2 separate regions of the Homo sapiens genome follow, and region 2 is linked to region 1. The links are chromatin loops, found by intact Hi-C in ENCODE. Cell type or tissue: endothelial cell of umbilical vein. All regions are shown on one strand.

Region 1 (2,500 bases):
AAAAAAAGAGAGAAGACCCAAATAAATAAAATCAAAAATAAAAGAGGAGACATTACAACTGATACCACAGAAATGAAAAACGCTATCAGAGACTGTTATGAAAAACTGTACACCAACAAACTAGAAAAATGGATAAATTCATGGACACATATAACCTACCAAGGTTGAATCAAGAAATAGAAAAACCAAACAGACCAATAACAAATAATGAGATTGGATCAGTGATACAAAGTTTCCAAACAAAGAAAAGTTCAGGACCAGATGGTTTCACTGCTGAATTTTACCAGACTTACAGAGAAGAATTAAAACCACTTCTCTTCAAACTATTCCAGAAAATTGGAGAGGAGATAATTCTTTATAAGTCATTCTGTGAGGCCAGCATTACTTTGATACCAAAACCAAACAAGGACATAAAAACAAACAAACAAAAAAACACTATGGGGCAATATCCCTGATAAACATAGATGCAAAAATTCTCAACAGAATACTAGCAAACTGAAAGCATATGCAACTGGGGCAGGGGCTGGGGAGTGAAGAGAGGCTGGTTAATGGGTTAATGGTTAATGGGTACAAACATAGAATTAGATAGAAGGAATACATTTTAATGTTCCATAGCATGGAAAGATGACTATAGGTAGCAACAATGTACTGTACATTTCAAAGCAGCTAGGAGATGGGACTTGAAATGTTCTTAACACATAGAAATGATAAATACTTAGGTGATGAATACACTAAATACCCTGACTTGAATATTACACATTTTATGCATGTAACAAAATATCACATGCACCCCATAGATAGGTACAAATATTACATATTACATATCAGTTTTAAAAAATCTTAAATAGAAGAGCATTGTCCTCTTAATCTTTCTTGTTTCCTTATCTTAACCTCATGGGGCCAGGTATTTCAGTCTTGGTAATGGTGCTACATCAGACAATGTTCAAAGTAATTTCGGCACAACCTTTACAAGCTGAAGTTTTTGTAGTAGCCAGTAGGTGGCATCAAAAATCAATCACGTTCTCTTTTTTTGTGGAAATCTCAAAGAAAAGGTCTGTACCTAAGTGTCATGAGCAACTTTCCCAGAGCTCAAGAGGCAGAGAAAGTTACACACAACAACAAAGCACTCCGTTTTCCTTTGAAGTCGCTGTTTCATCTCTTTGGACACCGTAAAAACCCCTGGTGTTTCTCCTAGAGTCTTTTTGGTTAGATAAAGCACAAAAGGCCAAAAGCCACATCTCAAATATCACACCACCTCTAAACATGGACTTTAGGCTCGGTTATTAAGGAATGTCTTCCAGAGTTGGGAATCAAAGGATTGCTTAAATACATCATGACAATTGTTAAAGTCTAACAGGTAAGTTTCCCCATTTTAGAGCTGCCTAAATTTCTTACACATCCTAACATAGATGCATTTCATTTTGGCATAGAAATACACACACACACACACACACACACACACACACACATTTATTTGTGGTGTTTAAAACATGTAATGATACTTTTACAAGCTATGCTATGTTTAAGATTTTTAGGCCTGGGTTAAACAAGTAAAATGGAAAGCCAAGTTCACTGCAACTGTCTGTGTGTAACCTAAACAGCTTAAGACTTAGGGTTAGAATGTGCTACCTTTGCCATTTAATAGACAGTTGAACCTTAACAAGTATTTTAACCTTTCTGAATTTTAGTTTTCTAAATTTCCAAATAATAGTAATAATAGTCAGACTCACTTAGCAGTGTTGTTGAGGACCTGATCAGATCTTTAAGCTGACCTCCACTTTGGGAGCAAATCATTCTTATCTGTGTTACCCCTTTTTTCTCATTCATTTAACAATGAATTTACTGAGCACATATTGTAATGCCAGACAATGCTGTAGGTTCTGAAGATATGACAGTGAAAAAGACAGAGAATGGCCCTGATCTCAAAGAACTTTGGGCCCAGCCCGGGAAGATAAATGAAGCTAACCAATTAATAACCAGGATAAATTCAGGCAGTGATAAGTATCTAAGACAGTAAATCAAGATCTTGTGCCAGAGACTAGGAAGAGGAATGGTGACGGTGCGTGCGGCTGCTTCAGATGAGATTGTCAGCACTATATTTTAGACTTAAAATAGCACACTGCGCCGAACACAATAGATCGAATCCATAGCTTTCTTGACTTTATCTCTGAAGACCAAGAGACTCTTGAAGAAGAAATCTGTGCCTTATTTGCTCTAGTATATTGCATAGTGACTGGCCCATTGGAGGACCTCAACAACATGAAAGTGCTTTTAGAAGGCCAATGCATGCTTCTCCTACATGACTGTTCTCTCATTTAATTTTTGCTTCATTATCAGGAAATAAAGACTGAGGTAGGTTGTGTTCCATGCCATGGGTCAATGCTAGAGGTAAAGTCAGAATTTGACTCCAGGGTACATATTCTTTTGAGAAAATGTTTATCTGGTTTTTTTTTCTTTTAAAGGGGCTTTAATTATGAAGACAATCTATTGTCTCAGCATA
Region 2 (2,500 bases), 260 kb after region 1:
GTGAAAACAGTTTAAAAACCATAGAGTACTACAAAACATAAAGGAGAATTTGAATTTAAAAACAGGTTAAGATAATGGAGGCTCCCAGTGTCATCTGGTCCCAGGCTGATGCTTGACAGGTAAAACTGGAATTTGCTGCCCCAAACTATAGTAATTCTCCGGAATTTTTTGCTTTGCTTGTGCAGAGAAAAGGAATACACCAAAAAGGTAGAAGCTCAAATATAGGAGGTGCTGCCGTACTGCTGTGGTCTGAGTGAATAGGTGCCCCTTTAAGTTACAAATGTCACTTGCCTACATCCTGGACTCCTCCACATTCTAATGAGAGTATTGGGACAGACATCACATGAGGCTTAATCTGGAAGAACTAGAAAAAAAACAATGCACGCAGTGTACAAGTCATCAGGGGCCCTCGTTTAGCCAGCAGCATCCTTTTCTGGTCTTTGGGTTTCACAAAATAATAGAGGAAAAAGACATACTCTGAAGAAATCCCAAAACAGGAAGAGAAGGAGCAGGAGGAGAGGAAGCACAACACTCACAGTGCCCAGGAAAGTGGTGATGGTGAAGAAGTTGTTTAAAAGAGCTCAGATATCTCCCCTGCAAAAGCAACTGCCTGAGGAGTCTACAGCAGGTGAATAGTTTTCAAGGTCTTTTAATTTGGATAAAATGACCAAAGAGGAGGAGGATGCTTGTGACTTTAGTACAAACGACATGTAACAGAACCTGGTTTCTTAATGTTTTGAGCAAACTGCTGGAGTGTTCTATGTGTATAATGCACCAGTGTGTTATGGCATGACGTAAACTGTATAAATTTTGTAAATATGTATCATAATATATTCATGAAAACAATCAGGACTTTTTTTTAAAAAAAAAAAAAGAATAAGTTAAGAATAATTGAGAAATCCCTGTATTTGGGATCCAGGTCACTTTTTTCTTTCCTGGTGTAATGTTTTCAAGGGGAAAAGTGATTCAGACATCTTATCTCTCTGCTTTTCCTTTCAAGAGTCTGCCCTGCCAGATTCTTTTTCCCACCCCCTCATCTCTCAGGCATCAACTGGCAGTGCTGGTGGATTAACTCCAGCACAAGAATGTGTGAAAGTTGCTCTTCCCAGTCTGGTCCTCTCCCGACTCTTTAGTCATATGCATAATGGCTTAGAACCTGTCCCCAAACAACCTTGAACTAAACTAGATATGCAGCGCTCTACTTCTGGAGCTTGAAGGACTTTCTTATTATGAACGAACAGCTTTTGAAACAGAAGGAAATGAGAGGGACCAACATTTCTTTCTGTGACTTAAATTGTACTTGCTTCATTTTGGGATGCCTTGGAGTCTGTTCACATCCTGTTCTTTTCTTCTAAGTGTGAGTTCTCAACATAAGGGAAAGCAGAGAGGGCAGCTCTTGAAGGTAGAAAGAAGGAAAGATACTCTGTCTCACTTCATTTGATTCCCCTTAGAGTTCTGCAAAGACTCATTAGCAGAGGGCTAAGATAACCCTAGTACAAGTGCAGCTAGAAATGAATGCATATTTAGCACCTACTATGTGCCAGGACCTAAGTTGCATGTTTCTATTCATTGATTCTACACAACCATACCCCATTTACAAATGATAAAACATAAGAACTACCATGGTAGTTCCCAAATGATTGCCAAGAACTCACTGAAGAGAAAATGCTTCTTTTCCTACTGCTTGCCTGTTTAGCAATGACTAGTGCATGAGAGTAGTACTTACCTGTGCCCTTCAGGTAGCATGTGGATATGACTCTGGGGACAGACAAGCCTAGTTTTAAATTCCTATTGGGTCACTTTTGTTCATATAATCTTGAGCAAGAAATATCTACCATTTCTGTTATGTTAGATCCCCCAGGCTGGAGTGCAGTTGTGTGATCTCAGCCCACTGCAACCTCCACCTCCCACGTTCAAGCCATTCTCCTGCCTCAGCCTCCCCAGTAGCTGGGATTACAGGCACCTAACACCACGCCCAGCTAATTTTTTTTTTTTTTGTATTTTTAATAGAGATGGAGTTTTGCCATGTTGGCCAGGCCAGTCTTGAACTCCTGACCTCAGTTGATCCACCCGCCTCGGCCTCCCAAAGTGTTGGGATTACAGGCGTGAGCCACCATCCCCAGCCTAAACAATTCTTACAACAAAAACACAACAACTTAAGACAAATAAGCTAGATGTGAAGGATGTTGCTGCTATTATTCCTGCACATTTTCCTAAACCAGTGGTTCACGCTTGAGGCAATTTTGCCCCACAGGGGACATTTGACAATATCTGGAGTTGTTGTTGATTGCTACGCCGGAGAGTGGCAATGCTACTGGCATCTAAGAAACAGAGGCCAAGGTTGCTGCTAAATCATACTACAATGCAGACAGCCCTCTTAAAAACAAAGAATTTTCTGGGCCAAAATATTAATAGTGGCAATGTTGAGAAACCCTTCTCCAAGGGAATAAAGTAGGCAAAGTTGAAATCAGATAAATCTGTTAAGACCAATTGATGACAT

The links. Hi-C counts contacts between places; a loop is a spot of excess contacts. Peaks named below come from ENCODE experiments on the same cell type or tissue, not always from the same donor. Only the 100,000 strongest peaks of a DNase experiment are listed, where the experiment ranks them.
Region 2: it touches region 1 in a loop (3-fold over the local background); 2 of 110 quality-filtered maps call a loop at or near these places.

The regions. Positions count from the first base shown.
Region 1 is chr1:75,264,885-75,267,384 of GRCh38, forward strand. All of the region lies in intron 6 of SLC44A5 (solute carrier family 44 member 5), which reads right to left. Among named protein-coding and RNA genes, the nearest start is that of LHX8, 130 kb to the left of the region's middle. In endothelial cell of umbilical vein, a CTCF peak has its summit at 996 (motif pointing right); a DNase peak (open chromatin) is centred at 1,037.
Region 2 is chr1:75,521,497-75,523,996 of GRCh38, forward strand. The region is part of intron 2 of SLC44A5 (solute carrier family 44 member 5); the gene reads right to left. It also overlaps the pseudogene LOC100422213. Among named protein-coding and RNA genes, the nearest start is that of SLC44A5, 88 kb to the right of the region's middle. In endothelial cell of umbilical vein, no CTCF peak of the experiment used is centred here; a DNase peak (open chromatin) is centred at 1,045; H3K27ac peaks cover 1,440 bases.